Regions from separate parts of the Homo sapiens genome. Here region 2 is linked to region 1. Evidence: read pairs that join two places in POLR2A ChIA-PET (ENCODE). Cell type or tissue: B cell. All regions are shown on one strand. Each heading gives the region's core, and the rest is flanking DNA. Links, peaks and the distances in the headings are about the cores only. Region 1 overlaps MSI2 (musashi RNA binding protein 2). Region 2 overlaps MSI2 (musashi RNA binding protein 2).

What was found. ChIA-PET counts read pairs that join two places held together with the same protein. Peaks named below come from ENCODE experiments on the same cell type or tissue, not always from the same donor. Only the 100,000 strongest peaks of a DNase experiment are listed, where the experiment ranks them.
Region 2: POLR2A ChIA-PET joins it to region 1 with 6 read pairs; 3 of 35 experiments call an interaction of 5 or more read pairs at or near these places.

What each region holds. Positions count from the first base shown.
Region 1 is chr17:57,609,571-57,618,584 of GRCh38, forward strand. MSI2 (musashi RNA binding protein 2) reads left to right here. Exons shown (of 14, transcript NM_138962.4): 9 at 6,400-6,514. It also overlaps the pseudogene RN7SL449P. Among named protein-coding and RNA genes, the nearest start is that of MSI2-AS1, 5.7 kb to the left of the region's middle. In B cell, for the core only: no CTCF peak of the experiment used is centred there; a DNase peak (open chromatin) is centred at 3,281.
Region 2 is chr17:57,522,991-57,532,004 of GRCh38, forward strand. MSI2 (musashi RNA binding protein 2) reads left to right here. Exons shown (of 14, transcript NM_138962.4): 7 at 6,686-6,734. It overlaps LOC101927557 (a long non-coding RNA gene), which reads right to left and starts at 607. Exons shown (of 3, transcript NR_110808.1): 1 at 566-607. RefSeq lists enhancers at 743-1,942, 4,818-5,650. In B cell, for the core only: no CTCF peak of the experiment used is centred there; DNase peaks (open chromatin) are centred at 2,352 and 4,702.

The DNA.
Region 1 (9,014 bases), core at 706-8,705:
CCTCTGGGCCCCAAGGCCGCGTGCTGACTGGGTTCTTTTGTACAGAGACCAGGGAAAAACAAAAGCCCTTTACTTCCCAAAGCTTGGCATACTCCTCAGACTGCCAGCCACCATCCCCAAAGATGCCAGGGCAGTGAGCTTACCTTTGCAAGGGCTTCGGATCCACTGGGGAGGAGTGGCCACTCATAGTAGCTGCAGGGAAGCTGTTCTTGCAGAAGCTCCAGCACCTCCTCTGAAAGCCAGTGCTAAGCATTCCCCGCTAGGGAGAGGGTGTAACGCAGGGCCACAGCACCCACTCTCCTGGCTTGGGCTGGGGCTATAGGCAGATCGGGATTAACATCCCAGCCCTGCACACAGGTACTGGGTCTGGACCACAGGTTAGATGTCTGAGTCTGAGCCTCAGTTTCCTGCTCCGTGGGATGGATATATAGCTATAAAGGTCATTATCGGGTCCGCTGGCAAAACAAGCGTATGGAAGGTAAAGTATTGCATTAATGTTAAACGTACTGAGACTGATAACTGTGCTATGATTACGTAAGAAAATGCCCTCATGTTTATGAAACGCATACCAACTTACTCTCAAATGGAAAAAAAAATCCTGGCCAGGTGCAGTGGCTCACGTCTGTAATCCCAGCACTTCGGGAGGCTGAGGCGGGAAGATCACGAGGTCAGGAGTTCGAGACCAGCCTGGCCAATGTGGTGAAACCCCTGTCTCTACTAAAAATACAAAAATTAGCAGGGCGTGGTGGCGTGCACCTATAGTCCCAGCTACTCGGGAGACTGAGGCAGGAGAATCACTTGAACCCGGGAGGCGGAGGTTGCAGTGAGCTGAGGTCACGCCACTGCACTCCAGCCTGAGCGACACAGCAAGACTCCGTCTAAAAAAAAAAAAAATTCTACATATAGAGGGCTCAGGAGTGTGTGCAAATGATAAGGCAAAAGTAACAAAATGTTAGCAGTAGGTGAATTCTGGTAAAGGATACTCTCCTTGCAACTTTTCTGTAAATTTGAAATGATTCCTGAGTAAGGAGTTAGAAACTGCAAACCTCCTTGCTGAGTTGCTGTGGATGCTGATGGGAGGAGGCACCCAACCCAGTGGGCAGCAAGGACAAGAGTGTTAGCGACCACAGGGGCCACACTCCCATCAGGCCTTCGTTTTGTTCTCTAAAGGAACATGCTGCTGCCCTAGGTGTCCAGGGGCTAGGTGTCCAGGGGCTAGGTCATTATTCTGAACCCATTACCATGGGGACTATGAGGAAGCCACACCCTCTCTTCTAAGGCCAGTTTGTCGAACAAAGCAGCATATTGGGAGAAGAAAATTTCAGAACAAATCCCATCAATTTTGTTGGGGTGGGGGGTGTTGGCACATCCCTGGTATTGGGAGTGTTTTGTGGCATTGCCAGCTGTGCACCTTGAAAACAGAGACCTGGTCCTTCTGGTATAAGCAGTTGGTCATCAGTGGCCTCTGAGGCTTCTTACAAGTGCTCAGTCAGATGGAACATCTCACTGCATTTCTTGCCCCTTGAATAGACTGCTCTGGTCAGTTGCTATTTGAAACAGTAGCAGCAGTAGCAGCAGCCACTGTGAGAAGCCGTTGGTGCAGGAGACTCAAGGACTGAGACTGGGAGGTGGGCCTTCCTCAAGGGGAAGTCTTAGGAGGTGGGGCCAAAATACCTGCAGCAAGAGGCCTGGTCCCCATGAGCACCACATTTGTTTTGTTTTAGAGGACCATGGGGAGCCAGGCAGGCCTGTGTGGGGCTACAGTGGGAAGGGAGCCCCCGTGCCCTGCCCTCTGCCCTGTGGTGAGAGCAGCCCTAGGTGCCCACTGCTCCAAGGACCCAGCCAGCCAAAAGCCAGAGTGTGAGGAGTGCCTCCTGCTGCCCTGTCAGCTCACTGCCCTTCACCGACCACATGTGGTTGTTGGTCTCCAAAGATTATCCCTAGAGCCCCCTCCCACACGGACTCTAGGCTGGCCCAGTGTCACCAGTAGAATGTGTGGGAGGGAACACTGTGAGTCCCAAGGCTAGGTTAGAAGAAGCCTTGCAGCTTCTGCCTGAGTCTGTTGGAATGCTTGTGCTTGGGACACTTCCTCTTGGGACTTAGCCACCATATTGTGACAAGACCAGGCGCCATGGAGAAGCCATGGTGGACGCCCCATCAGCAGGCCCAGCCAAACCAGTGTGGCTGCCTGCCATGTGAGCGAGGAGCCATCTTGGGCCTCCAGCCTCGTTGAGGCCTCCTCTGGCCTCAGCCCCAGTCACCACCTGACCACAGCGCCATGAGACCACCAGCAAGAGCCCAGCTGAGCCGGTCACCCCACAGAACCCTGAGGAAGGATGATTAAATTGTTGCTCAAAGCCACTAAGTTTGGGGGCAGTTTGTTGCTCAGCAGTAGATACCTGGAACAGAGCATGTGACCAGATAGCCTAAGTACATGACTAGAACCGAAAAGATAGACCACTTTTTACCCTTTTTGGGTTCTGACTGTCACCCGGGTTGTTCATGCCAAGCTCTCTGGCTTATGCAGGGCCTGGGGGAGGACAGCAGGGGAAGGTGACCCGATGTGGGCTAACTCAAGACGCTCGAGAGGCTAACAAGTGCAGAAGCAGCGAGGGGCAGGTTGATGTGTGAGTACTTGCATTCATCTTAGGAGAACAAGACAGTCAGAGCCTCTTCTTTTTCAATACAATGAGAGCTCTCAGAGAGGTGGAGGCTTTCCTTATTTATCTTTGGGTCCCCAAAGCCTAGCACTTGCCTGGCGTGTTGAGTTCCTCCGCATCTGCGTCATTGAATTAAGTGGCTGAGTCTCGGGGGTGGAGGGGACTGGACAGGCTTCCTGGTCCTGAGAAGTCTTTCAAGAGGCCTTCAGGGCAGGCAGGCCAGGTTCCCTGCTGTTAACTGTTACCTGCTGCCTTCCCCTGTCATTCAGATGCCCAGGACAGGCCAGGGTCCCCTGGAGAGTGTATGCGCCATGGCCCCTGGCCTTGGGGAACACTCACCGTTGACCCAGCAGGTGGTTGGCACTCAGACAGTCATTGCTGCCCAAACCACCAGCAGCAAAGACAGAGCAGAATTAAACAGAGCTGTCAGCCCTGTTCAGTGAGAGGAAGAGTAGGTGGGTTTGTTTAAAACACTCCCATTACAGTCAGTTAACCTTTATGTTCCCTAAATGAAAATTGTATAAACCTGAGATTTCCGTTGATCGGGTTGCCTAGGAACAGGCAGCAGGTTTTCATAAGACAATGCAGTAGATTGTCACCGATAGGGCTATTAGGAAGTGAGCTGGTTAGCGGTATTATTCCCCTTGCTGGTGTTGGCTTTGGGTAATTATCTGTCTGCCTGTGCGAGACACGCCCATCTTCCTAGGCTTGGGGCAGGTTCATGCAAATGAGATTTCTCAGCCTGCTCCTCTGGAGTCCTGAAGCCAGTTTTCACCCCTGGGCTTAGGAGAGAAACCTAAAAGAGCCAATTTGGATGAGTTTGTTGTTTTCAATCACCTTTCCCCCCTACCTGCAATGACAATATTCTAATAGCCCTATCAGTGACAGTCTATTGCATTATCTTACAAAAACCTGCTCCCTGTTGCTTAGCAGAAAGCTTAGAAAATAACTAGCAAAATGCCCAATTAAAATTTAAAAACAGAGTGATTCTAAGACAACTTTAGTATGTCTTTTCAGTATTTTTCCCTATATGATATATGCACTTGTTTATTTTTCAAAAAGTCAGTGACATTTGCTGTTTTCCCGCTTGCAGTTAAAGAAACCCATCATCCTGGTTTGCCTGGGACTGAGGGGTTTCCCAGTACCAGTGCATGATTATTATCAACACACTTTTTCATAGCTGCATAGCATTCAATCAGTGTGGATAATCCAAACTCAGCTAATTCCCTGTTCTTCTATATTTTAGGTATTTCCTTTTATTAAAAAAAAAAATTCTAATTCCGGTAGGGCAAATTCCTAGAGGTAAGATTACTAGGTGTATGTATAAATTTATGGCTTTTGATGTAGTGTCTGGTTGCCCTCCAGAAAAATACGTGCCAATTTCCACCCCTCCACACTATACCGTCAGAAACCCTTACATCAAACAATGCTTTCATCACTGTCAATCTGTGGGCAAAAAATATGCTTCATCTTGGGGAATGTGTTCTTTATTAGCCGTCTGTGAATTGTCTACTCCTGTCTTTTACCCATGTCTGTTTTGGGATGCTCATCTCTTTTAATCTATAGAACTCTGTATTAAGCATATTAGTCATGAATGTTGAACCATTTTGTCCACTTTTTAAGGCATTTGTGGTTATTCTTGAAAGAGCAAGAGTAATACCTGTTGTCCGGTGTCTTTGAAGAAAGGTGACTTATATCTTAGGTAATTATAGCATCCCCCTAACCTTGAGCACTAAAATATTTTTTGATTGAAGTATTTGGGATGTGAGTATCTCCAAAATGGATAACCCATAGAGGTTCCTTTTTTATTTTCGTTTTATTTATTTTTTTTATTTTTTGAGATAGAGTCTCGCTCTGTCGCCCAGGCTGGAGTACAGTGGTGCGATCTCGGCTCACTACACCCTCCACCTCCCGGGTTCAAGCGATTCTTCTGCCTTAGCCTCCCAAGTAGCTGGGATTACAGGAGCATGCCACCACACCTGGCTAATTTTTTTGTATTTTTAGTAGAGACAGGGTTTTGCCACGATAGCCAGGCTGGTCTCGAACTCCTGGACTCAAGCAGTCTGCCTGCCTTAGCCTCCCAAAGTGTTGGGATTACAGGTGTGAGCCACCACGTCCGGCCTAGAGGTCTCTGTTTAAACAATGTATATTGCACACAGTTTAACTTTTTCTTGCTATCTCAGGCACACCTGTGAACAATAGCAATTTTCTGTGTTACAGTGATACCTCAGCAGCTGTTGAACTATGTAGAGCTTTTGTTCCTATACCATATGGCCCAGACTGCTCTTTAAATAAGATACCTGTTTCTTGTCTTTTCTCCGTCATTTAAATAAGATACCTGTTTCTTGTCTTTTCTCCGTCACTATCAGGCGGCCATGCTGTTTCTTTTGGCTGTTAAAAGCATCCGTGCCTTACCCTGCAACATCCCATCTTCATCAGCAGTGGGATTGATGACTGGCTAACAATGCTTGTTAAATTTCTCTGTAAACAAAAAGCAAATAAGTGCTAATAAGCACAGGCCTAAGGCGCTCTGGTAAAACAGTGAAGGAGCTTCCGAGGGCCACAGTTTTACTTATTCCCTGAGGTTTATAGTTCGCATAGTTAAGGTTATTAAATAAGTGACCTCTGGGTATACAAGCAGATTAGCATGAAGAAATTTGAGAGTCAGAAGGGAAACAGAAAGGGGAGATTAGCAACCACTTGAAAATGTAGCTGCAAATGAGAAACTAGTAATCCAGATGAACAGAATCAGTGTTTAATCTTATTACTTCCCTCAGGAGTGTGGTGGTGGTGTAGGTTTTGTGGAAATGTGGCATTGCTGACCTAGAAATTCTAAAGATCTGGTTTGTAGGCCTGAACCTGTTGGGGAGGGCTTTCAGCATGTTGCACAAGAATTTTTTTTTTTTTTTTTTTTTAAGACAGGGTCTCGCTGTGTCACCCAGGCTGGAGTGCAGTGGCGTGATCATGGCTCACTGCAGCCTTGACCTCCCAGACTCAGGTGATCCCCCTACCTCAGCCTCCCAGGTAGCTGGGACTACAGGTGTGTGCCACCACACCTGCCTAGTTTTTTGTATTTTTTTAGTACAGACGGGGTTTCACCATGTTGCCAGGCTGATCTGAAACGCCTGGGCTCAAGCTGATTCACCTGCCTCCACCTCCCACAGTGCTGGGATTACAAACATGATCCCCCACGCCCAGCCAACACAAAACTTCTGATGCTCTGTTTTCTCATCTGTGAACTGGAGCTAAGGCTAAGTGGTCTGTCTGTTTAATAAGAGTTTGAATCAGATGGCCTGGCATGAAGAGTCACTGGCCTGAGAGAATGTCAGGGGCATTTGTAAATGTGTAAAGGGCTGAAAAATCCTGAGGGATTATTATTATTGCTATTGTTGTTATTATTCACAGACACATCCAACAGCCATTGTCTGCCTCCTTATCTGTCATGCTTTCTGCACGAGCGTCAGCCTGAGCTTCAATCTGTGTGTATATCTGCAGCTTACGTCCTTGCCACCCCTCCAGAACCCAGTTTCATCCTTGTAGGTTTTTCCGAAGCAGGATTTGCACAAGTGGCGTGTTTTCTTAAGTATTTATTTTGCAGGCCATTTACTCGGCATGGCTATTTTTACAGTGGGTAAGGAGCAAGGCTAAAAATAACTTAGCTCATAACCAGACAGGTTCTGCATTTGACATTTACGTGGAATTCATTTGCATCTCATTTGTTCGCCTTTCTGTTTAACAGGTAGAATGTAAGAAAGCTCAGCCGAAAGAAGTCATGTTCCCACCTGGGACAAGAGGCCGGGCCCGGGGACTGCCTTACACCATGGACGCGTTCATGCTTGGCATGGGGATGCTGGGTGAGTCTGGACAGGACCGCAGGTCACCATGGACTGGGAGGGCTATGGAGGCCTCTACTCCCAACTGGGTCACCTACCAGTGGGGCAAACTGCTTCACCTTTCTAAGCCTCAGTTTCCTTGTCTGTAGATGAGGATGATAATTCCCCGTTCCAAGACAGTTGTGATGATTAAGTGTGGGTGTGTGTGTGTGCATGCATGTGTGTGTGTGTGTGTGTGTGTTTGTATTTATAATATTGCCCCATGCCTGGCTTATAGGATATGTTAGACTATTTTCTCTCTTTTCCATCTCCTTCCTCAAAAGAAGGAAAAGTCCCCCTCTATCTGCCTCAGCCCTCTCATCTGAGTGGGAGTTCTTAAGATGTAAGGACTCCTGGCTGACTTGACTTGTGTGGGCTAAGGCTACGTTTTCTAAAACTTGGGAGAGGAGGGAAGTGGTAAGGGTGGGCGATAATCCTGTCTATTTAAATGATTAACATTTTTCTCTTGGGATATCAAAATTTGCATTTAAATGGATGTTTTAAATAGCCTGTTTTACTCTTTATTTGCCAAAAAAAAAAAAAAGATGAAAGACAAAGTGTGTTTGTTCTGACTAAAAATGATTTCTCCTGGCTTTTAGAGAAATTGAGTTGCATATTATGTCCCTTTCCTTAAAAGTATCTCTGTCCGTCCTGCGTAGATAATTGAAAATCTTACCGCTTAAATGGCATGAAAGATGGAGAAAGCAGTGGAGATGCGTAATGGTGTAGGTCGCAACAATAATTAGAAATTTAAAGGCGAGAGAATGGTATTTTAGTGCAAGTTATTGTGTGTCAGGAAAATACTAATTAAGTGGGATAAATGGTAGTTAATGGTAAAATTCCATTCAGGCACATGAGCTGTCTAGTGTTAATGGATTTTCATTTGGTTTGGCTAAGAGTCCCACTTCTACATTGTTTGATAAGCCCTTTCTATATTTTCAGATTTGCTGCTGTTTAAATCACTTCTGGCTTAATTTTAAATTTATAAAACATCTTGTGGTCTGACAAAGAATTGTATCTACTTGTCTGAGGAAATAACAAGGGCAGGTAAAACTATTTTGAGGAACTTTATGAAATAGAAAAAGATGCCAGGAGAATATTAAAAATGGCCATGATGTTAATTCTCCTCATATGAATTTTTTAGGCTTAACAGAGTTTCAAAGAGAAATCCTATTGTAATTTTTTTAAATTGGCCAGATGTTTCTAAAACTTATCCCTGGAAGAAGAAACAAGTGAGAATAAATGAGAAAATGTTTTTAAAAAGAGGAATGAGAAAAGACCAACAGTGAGAATGTAACACAAAGCTACAGTAACTAAAACAGTATGGTATATGGGAATGCACCAGTTGATAGAAAAGGGTAGAGTCTAAACTAAATATACCTATATTTAAGAGTGTGATTTTAAAAATCAGTGATAATTATTTCCTGGTTCACTACAAGATAATTCCTTAGCTCCTCCTTTAAAAAATAATTTTTATTAGGTCTTTATGTTTTATATCAAAAGAAACTCTAAGCTGGTAGTTTTAAATGGTGAAATCAACCTGAAAGAAGGAGAGTTGAGCTGAGTGCAGTGGTGCTCGCCTGTAATCGGGAGGCTTAAGCAGGAGGATCACTTGAGGCCAGGAGTTTATGAGCCAGCCTGGGCAACATAGCAAGACCCCCTCTCTACAAAAAATAATAAACATTAGGCTGGGCATGGTGGCTCATGCCTGTAATCCCAGCAATTTGGGAGGCCGAGGCAGATGGATCACCTGAGGTCAGGAGTTCAAGACCAGTGCGGGCAACATGGTGAAACCCTGTCTCTACTAAAAATACAGAAATCAGCTGGGCACTGCAGCACGTGCCCGTAATCCCAGCTACTTGGGAAGCTGAAGCAGGAGAATCGCTTGAACCCAGGAGGCAGAGGTTGCAGTGAGCCAAGATTGTGCCACTGCACTCCAGCCTGGGTGACAGAGTGAGACTCTGTCTCAAAATAATAATAATAATAATAATAATAATAAACATTAGCGGGGTGTGGTGGCGTGCACCTATGGCCTCAGCTACCCAGGAGGCTGGTGCGGGAGGAAAGCTTGAGCCCAGGAACTCTGGGCTGTGCAGATTTGGTGTCCCCACTAAATTTGGCATCAATATGGTGACCTCCTAGGAGTGGAGGAACATCAGGTTGCCTAAGGAGGGTGAACAGGACCAAGTTGGAAATGAAGCAGCACAAAACTCTGTGCTGATCAGAGTGGGATCGTGCCTGTGAGTACCCACTGCACCACAGCCGGGGCAGCATAGAGCATAGCAAGACCTGTTTCTGAAAAAATATAAAATAAGAAAGAGTTGGGGGCCAGGCCGGTGGCTCATGCCCATAATCCTAGCACTTTGGGAAGCCGAGGCAGGAGGATTGCCTGAGCCCAGGAATTCAAGACCAGCCTGAGCAAAATGGTAAGACCCTGTCTCTCTCTTTCTTTTTTTTCTTGAGATGGAGTCTCGCTCTGTCG
Region 2 (9,014 bases), core at 699-8,698, 87 kb before region 1:
AGCCAGCTAACTGGACAATAGCATTTTTGACCTCCCTCCATGTACCTTTGCATTGTGTCCTTTTTTTTTTTTTTTGAGGTGGAGTCTCACTCTGTCATCCAGGCTGGAGTGCAATGGCGTAATCTCAGCTCACTGCAACCTCCACCTCCCAGGTTCAAGCAATTCTCCTGCCTCAGCCTCCCGCGCAGCTGGGATTACAAGCACACACCACAACGCCCACCTAATTTTTTGTATTTTTAGTAGAGACGGGATTTCACTATGTTGGCCAGGCTGGTCTCGAACTCCTGACCTCAGTGACCTGCCCACCTCTGCCTCCCAAAGTGTTGGGATTACAGGCGTGAGCCACCACGCCCGGCCTGCATTGCGTCTTTAAAGTTTTCCTATTCAGCCAGCACGTGAGCTGGGCTGTCTCAAGTCTAACCCCTGGATGTGGTCAGTACCATCTGGCTACTTCTAAAATCACCCAGCAAGAATGCCTGGCTCACAATAAATCTTTTGACTCATTAGAAAGAGGGTTCACTCATTCACTAAATGAATTAGGATTAGAGAGGCATCACCCACTGACTTGAGTGGTAATTATTGCTGATTTTCACGGTGCTCATTTAGTGAGGAACATGTTGCCAGTTTCTCTTGGCGCTTCTAGGATCTCTGTCTCCAACCTTGCTGATGGGGTGAGATTTAGAAGAGGTCCGTCCACACCTTAATGCCTGTGTTCCATGTGGAATGTTCCATGAAGAGCGTGCTCCATGTGGAATGTGGAACCTGATAGTTTAATTCTCTGCCACATTTAGCACTTTCCCTTATTCTGCCCCTTTTCTTTCCTTTGCTTTCTAGTATTATTTTAGACTGTCTATCTTCTGATTACAAGCTTTCTTTGTTGTTTTGGGGGATTTTTTTAGAATGAGGACCACGTATGAGTTACCTATGGCCACAAGAATGCTGTGTAACTAACCCCAAAACTTCAGGGGCAGGCAGTAACTGTTTATCTCACGTGTTTGGAGTAAACTTGGAGTGGTTCTGCTGATCCTGGCTGGCCTCACTTGCATGCTTTGAGGGTGACTGGCTGTCCACCCATCTAGGCTGGCCTCGGCACAGGGAAGTTGGCCCTGCTCCATGTGCCACCCATCCTGCATCAGGCTAGCCTGGGCATGCCCTTGTCATGGTGATGGCAGAGGTGCAAGAGAGAACAAGCAGGAACTTGCAAATCCTCTTAAGGCTAGGCCCAAAACAGGCATACTCTTCCCCCCACCGCATTTTATTAGCCCTAACAAATTAAGCCCAGATTCAAGGGATGAAAGTAGACTCCACCTCTTTGGGGGAGAAGGACCGCAAACTCACAGAGGAACGGGTGTGAGACCATTCATATCATCAGTCCACCATAGACCTGTGTGAGTTGTCTTTTATTTGTACTTAGGCTGATGTTTTGCAAATAGCGAATGCCTCATACATGCATGTTGCATAAAAGTAAATAAAGTTACCATTTGCTAAGTTTTCTATTCAAGATTGGATTGGCTGCATAATCTAGACATGAGTTTATCTGTTAGATAGATCTAGACATGAGTTTATCTGTGAATAAGAGTTTATCTGTTAGAAGGAAAGTTTATGTCATCCTAGTAGAATCTGGATTTTTCTTTCATCGGGTGCAGGGCAAGTTGGTTGCCACTAAGAAATCCCTCTTCTTATCATCTTTTCCATCGTGGGGTCTACCATCATCATTTTTAGGATTTTAGAATATAAACATCTGAGAGAAGGGGAACAAAGAGAGGGAGAACTTGCCACACTGAAGTGTGGAACTTGCTCCTAGATGGGAAATTTTGTTTCATGTATTGACCACTGAGTGTATGTTAAAGAGGAAGAAGCAACCTCTGCCCAGTGTCTTTAACCTTTGCTCTTGCTTCTTACCCTTAGAGTAGCTCATGGAAAGAGGGGTCTCTGGGCCAGCAGCTGCATCAGCATCACCTGGGAGCTTGTTAGAAATGCAAATACTACTGAATCAGTCACTCTGGCTCTGAGGCCCCCGGGAGATCTGTGGCTTAACAGTCCCTCTGATGATGATTCTGATGTGGATGATATTTGAGAATCCCTGCCCCAACTCCAGCAGCCATAGAAACTAACAGATTAGGTCCCCTTTGTTGACTCTCACATACTTCTGAGGATATTACAGCATAGTCTGAACCGTGCAGTAGTCAGAAATATGTTCAATACCTTCTGGTGTCAGGACAAAGACAGAGGCATCCCATTCCCCACCAGCTTACCTAAATGTTACTTTACTTTGCTTTTTTGGGGGGGGCAGGTGGGGGAGGTTGTGTTTTGAGACAGGGTCTCGCTCTGTAGCTCAGGCTGGAGTGCAGTGGTGCAGTCATGGTTCACTACAGCCTCAACCTCCCAGGCTCAAGCAATCTTACCATCTCAGCCATCTGAGTAGTTGGAACCACTGGTGTGTGCCACAATGCCTGGCTAAGTTTTTAGTATTTTTTTGTAGAGATGAGGTCTTGCTATGTTGCCCAGGCTGGTCTCAAACTCCTGGCCTCAAGCGATTTTCCCACCTCAGCCTCCTAAAGTGCTGGGATTACTAGACATGAGCCAGCATATCCGGCCTATTTTGCTTTTTCATTCACAAAGATACACCACTAAAGATGTCAGGGCCATATCTCAAACCTGCCCCAAGTTATTACAAGGTACATCTCAAGGTTGGAATAAGCTCCTTTTCCCAAAACAGACCAGGGTTCTGCCAGGACATGGGACAAATCATGCTGAGGATCAGACACCTCTTGTCCTTCTGTCTCCCTCAGGGGAGCCACTAGGCCTGCAGGTGCCCATTTCAGGTACAAAGAATTTTGTAAGGCAGGTGAGCGCGTTGTCAACATGAAGTAAGTACCAGAGTTAATCATAAGGATGAGGGTGGTGTCCCTAGAAGGGGTATTTCATAAGGGGTTAGAGAAACTCCTGTTCCTGGCCGGGCACAGTGGCTCACACCTGTAATCCCAGCACTTTGGGAGGCCAAGGTAGGTGGATCACAAGGTCAGGAGTTCAAGACCAGCCTGACCAATGTGGTGAAACCCCGTCTCTACTAAAAATACAAAAATTAGCCAGGCATGGTGGTGCATGCCTGTAATCCCAGCTACTCAGGAGGCTGAGGCAGGAGAATCACTTGAACCCAGGAGGCGGGGGTAGCAGTGAGCCAAGATCATGCCATTGCACTCCAGCCTGGGTGACAGAATGAGACTGTCTCAAAGGAAAAAAAAGAAAAAAGAAAAACTCCTGTTCCCAGCTTCCCCTAAGCTTTTGGGCTCTCCTAGCATCTTGAATGAGGCCTGGCCTGTGTGTTCATGTTGATGAGTCTTCATAGCCCCCTGATATACCTGGGTGTGTGTGTGTGTGTGTGTGTGTGTGTGTGTGTGTGTGTGTGTGTGTGTGTGACAGAGAGAGAGAGAGAGAGACAAAGACAGAGACCGAGAGAGTTATCAGCTGGCTGGCTCCAGGATTGAATACCAGTTACCTTAACTGTGCCCCTTATTTTCCCTTGACTCACACAAGCCGCTTCTGTTTGATTCACATAGAACCGTGAGAAACAGTCTCGTATGTGAGACTGTGTTTTTCATTCTATTCAGTCTTTGTATATTCAAATTCTTCTAGTTTCAGCTCTTGCTGTTCTGCCAGATTTCCATCGCATTGATGGCTTCTCTGAATTAATAAGTATTTTGCAATTGCTGAAAAGTTTTCTACCCCCAAGCACTGGGACTTATCCATATTGATTTTTCTCCCGTTTCTCTTTCCTCTCTAGCTCCTTCTTAGATGTTGTATTTTGTAACGTGTTAATAGAATTTTTCTTTCGTCCTGACACTTTATCTATTCAGGAGGTCTTTGCGAGCCCCATTGTACAGCCGGACTACAGAGGAAAGAGCTGTATTCTTTATGACAATGGTTGCCCTAAAAACATATACAGATCCTCCCCCACGCTCACCAGGGTGGAGCGAATGTTGAGAGGGCGCTATTAGAAAACGTCCAAACTTAGGAAGGAAAAGGAGAGCCAATTATGCACTGTTGAAAGGAGGTTTTGAAAATACGTTTTAAAAAAAATCCAAAACATTTATTTCCTAAGGGAATCTGAGTCCCAGTACCAAAACATGGCCAGCACAGAAGGGCAGCTGTTTTCCTTACTGTTAGGCATTTTCAGTTCAAAATAAGGATTTGGCAAAAGTCTTAGAAAATATGGAGATGGGTGCAAAACAGATGTCACATTTACCTGCGTGATACCTGGCAGGACTCATCCCCCACCCACCCACCCACACCCCAGGCATTCGAATTCCTATTGAGTCCCAGGGTCTGAGTCTGAGATATGCTCATATCACCATATGCTCGAGTGTGACTGCTCTGTGTACAAACACACCAGTTGATCTTATGGTGATTTTGCCTGTGTGGTGCACGGGAGGTGGAACGGCTGTTGTGTGTGTGGCCCCAGCAGGTTACCGTCGGCGGGGGCTCTTGAAGCCTGCCCAAAAGGAGTTTGTCCTGCCTGGGATGGGCATGGGGATCTCCAAACTAGCATTGCCCACTCCCATCATCCTGGTGCCTGGGAGAGAGGGGGCAGCTGCCTGCTGGAGGAGCCACCATGCCAGGCCATTTTCCTCCCAGTAACTGACTTCAGAAATGGGGAGCAGAAGGGGAAGGCCCCAGGAGCCTGTTTGTTCAGGCTTGGTTGCTTAGCAACAAAAGGGGGCCCTGACTTGAGAAGAGATTTTTAAGCCAGGCCAGTCCCTTTGAGGTTTATGACCGGCTTGCCTACCCCCATCTTCCATTCTTACCTTGACTTTGCTCTTCCCCCTATTACATTTGATCGCATCTAGAAAAATACGTTTGATTTGTCTGCAGGCACCATTTTAAACCTTGGTTTATTGCTTTGCCCAGCGTCTTCCCCTCCATTGGAGATTGTAGTCTGGGAGGAGTGAGGCATGAATAGCCCACGATTCCTTTTCTCAAAGGGATTAGCGCCAGCCCCCAAGCTCATTTGTGAGCCTTTGAGTGCACATCAACGGTGCTCAGTCCTTCTTAGCCACAGGCACACAGTGAAATTGCTCTGAGGACAGGGCCCCCCGCTAACAGTTTTACCCCCCCTACAGCCACACGGACTGGGTTGTATTTTTACCATCAACCTTGAGCACAAAGTAAATGAAGAGAGTAGGCTGCACACTGGTCAGACCAGGTGCCCTCCCCCGGTGCGTAGCTGAAGGGTGAGGACAAACACCTGTGCTAAAGATGTGTGCTCTGTGGGATAAAGGAGTGGGTCATAAATACTCATAAAAGGAGTGCATTCCAGAGCGGAATCTGGTTCATTAAGTGTGAGTTCCTTGAGCTCTACGTGGGAGTTGAGTGTGGACCCTGAAATCTTATTGCCAGAAACATGCAGAAGGGGTTACAGGATGCGTGGGAGGGGTCTGGAAGGGATTAGCAAGAGAGACAGAGGACGCCTTTGCTATTTTATTATGTTCTTCTCTTTGATGTTTTTAAAAAGGTCCTAGCATCAGTGTATTTGTTTGCTAGTACTGCCATAATAAAGTAACGCAGATTGGAGGGCTAAAACAACAGAAATGTATTTTCTCACAATTCTGGAGGCTAGAAGTTCAAGATCAAGGTGTGGCAGGGTTGGTTTCTTCTGAGGCCTCTCTCCTTGGCTTGCAGTCTTCTCCCTGTGTTGGCACATGGTCTTCCCTGTTTGTGTTTGTGTCCTAATCTCTTCTGATAAGGACACCAGTCATATTGGATTAGGGCCCACCCTAATGATCTCATTTTAAATTAATTACTTCTTTGAAGAACCTCTCTCCAAATACGGTCACATTTTGAGGTCCTGGGGGTTAGGACTTCAACTATGAATTTTGGGAGACACAGTTGAGCCCATAACAATCAGGATGTTCAAGCTTCACTGTTTATCACTAAAAACAATTCACATGTCTATTAGAAGGGCAATAATTAAGTAAGCTATGGCTTCTTACACTGGGAAATATGCATCGGTCAAGATAGTAGTATACATGATATACTAACCTGGAAATTGTTTGCCATATTGTAATGTTACAGGTTAACAAAAGGACAAATTCCATATACTATATGATTTAAACTATATTGAAATAGTCATAGTTTTTTCTTTCTTTAGAAAAAAAATACTCCAGGCCTGGAGCAGTGGCTCACACCTATAATCTCAGCGCTTTGAAAGGCTGCTGCAGGAGGATCACTTGAGCCCAGGAGTTCAAGACCAGTCTGAGCAACATAGTGGGACCCTGTCTCTAAAAAAATAAAATAAAATAACTGGGCATGATGGTACATGCCTGTAGTCCCAGCTACTCAGGAAGCTGAGGCAGGAGGATTGCTTGAGCTCAGGAGGTCGAGACTGCAGTGAGCCGTGATGGTGCCACTGCACTCTAGCCTGGGTGACAGAGTGAGACCCTGTCTCAAAAAATAAAAAGCAGACACTAAAGGGAACTATATAAAATGTTAACTGTATACAACGGTGTGGAGTGGAAAGACCACTGTTTTTTTTTCTTTCTACTTTTTTGCATTTTCAAATATTTTTTGATAAGCAACTATTACTTCTGTAATGGAAACTACCCCCTCACCCCCCGACATGCATATAATGTTTTGTGTACTTTCTTAAAATTCCTAAGGCAGCCTGTATTCTATATTTGTTTTGCAGGTGGAAGATGCAATGCTGATGTTTGATAAAACTACCAACAGGCACAGAGGTAAGATTACCCCAGTGTAAGAGGGTTGCGTTCACCCTCTCCTGGCCTCTCTGTCTGTCATCCCCAGTCCCACTGACAAAAGATACAGTGAAGAGTCCAGAGTCAAGCAGGTAGAGGTGACCATCCATTGAAGATCTTTATTCACGGAGAGTCCCAGTAGCACAAAGAGTTCCAGTACTGGATAGCTGAAAAACCATTTCCTTCTGGCCTAGGAACTCCTGTTTAGTTATGCAGCCATCCCTGACACACATATTCAGATGTACCTCTCTAATCCTGCCTTTCTGGGTCCCTTGCTAACCTCGGCACTAAGCGATCCAAGTGGAAATTATTCACAGCAGTGACTCAATTGAGTTATCAATTTGTATTGAAGGAGGTTCTTTAGGAGCAGACTGTCAATCTAAAGAGCCAAAAAATCAAAATAAAACATTGTAGGTTCGTTGGGTGTGTAGTGATTACAGCCTTGGGAATGCTCCGTGGGGCCTCTGGAATGTGTAGAGGGCATCTGTACTTAATTGTGTTTTTCCCTGTGCTGCTTCTGTCCCATCCACTTTACAAAAAATGGGTCTTAACCTGGAGTCTATGAACCTCTGCAATGACATGCAAAATGTCATATGTTTATACTTTTCTTGGGTGAAGATCCCTAGGTTTGGACAAATTCTCAAAAGGGTCTCTGGCCCTGCCCTTAGTCTCTTCCTTCCCCAAAAAGAACACATTAAATTTATTGCTTTAAACAGAAAAATTGGAGGCATCTAGAAAAGTCCTCCCTGGAGGTAGCAGAGTCAAAGGAGGTGATGACTTAGTGTTCTGTTCTCCGGAAGCTCAGGTTTCTGGGGTTCCTATTAACAGGGTGTTAATGAGCAGAGCTTCCTAAGGGGGTGGCAGGAAATGGTGTGCTGGTGCCCTCAAGGGAGGGAGCCTGTGAGTGAGCAGCATTTCCTTGCCACTTGGATCGCATTTAGATGTTTCCTGTGTTGTTTACATTCCTGCTGTCACCTGTGATTAGAAACAGTTACCCAGCACTGACTGTATGTCTTTCCTGTTTGGAGAAGGCAGAGTGAGTGAAAGGCAAGAAGGAGTGGAGTGGGAATCATTGCTGGCGGGGCTGGGAGAAGGAGGGGGATATCCTGAGTGCGTCTGGTAATCTGGCTTCAAATGCATCCCTCTACAGCATCCTCAGAATGGGAGAATGGAGCATTGGGTGCACAACAGTGGTGTCAAGTGGTATTTATGGAGGGAAGAGATGGCAGGGGGTGGAGGGTGGGGAGCAGTGGAGAAGCAGGGAGAGAAAGGAGGGGCATGCAGGTGTGGAATGATCGATTTTGTCCACTGCATTGCTGGGGAGTGAGAGCCCAGTGAGTGAGATGAAGGTGGTGCCCGTGGTGGGCAATTGAGGATTATCCTCCATCATCATCCACATTCTGTCAATCTAGCTTTATGGTTTCCAAGCCGGACTTCCAGATGCATCTCCTAATGTGACCTTCACAGCAGCCCCTGGAGGGTTGTTGTGACATTGGGAAAAATCACTTAACTTCTTTATGCCTCAGTTTATTCATCTGTAGGATGGGGGTAATCATAGAACCTCCTCACAGGATTGCTCGGAGAGTGTAATGCCAAGCATCTAGTCAATTGTGCGTAAATGTTAGCTCTTATTATTAGCGTTATCATCACCTCCGTCCGGTTGGAAAAATAACCAAGGCTCAGAGGAGGCAACTGAGAGACCCATGGCTGAGCAGGGTCTCAGGACTATTGATTTCAAATTCTGCTGTTTCTCTGCTGTGTCCAGATGGGAATGCATTTGTTAAAAAGAGCACTGCCAGCTATTTATTTTCAGGGTGGGTGATGCCCATTTGAGTTTGGCACCTGGTGTTCAGTGTTAGAATTCATAGTCCTGGGAGATTCCAGAGTTGCCCCCAGGTGATACTGTTGTCCTTTTATTTTGAAAATCAGTGAAAGTATTTTTTGATCTGCTGTGTGTCAAGCCCTGTGCTGGGGGCTCACACTGGTATCGTCTCATTAACTCTCAGAGCCGGGCAGGGAGAGGGCTGGTCATGGCAGAGGTGGGGTTGAAACACCGGACTTTGGACTTCTGGGTGAAGGCCCAGAGGATGTGCCGGGAAAAGTCCTCTCTTATTTTTAACCAGATCCCTGTTGCTGTGGGTGAAGCCTCTTCCCTTTTTCCAAAAGGGAGAAAGGAAAGTGCTGGGCCGCAGAGATGGGGTGGCGGTTCGTCTGGGACGGGCGTGGGAAGAGTTTTTTGCCCGTTGTGAGGTGGAGGATGGT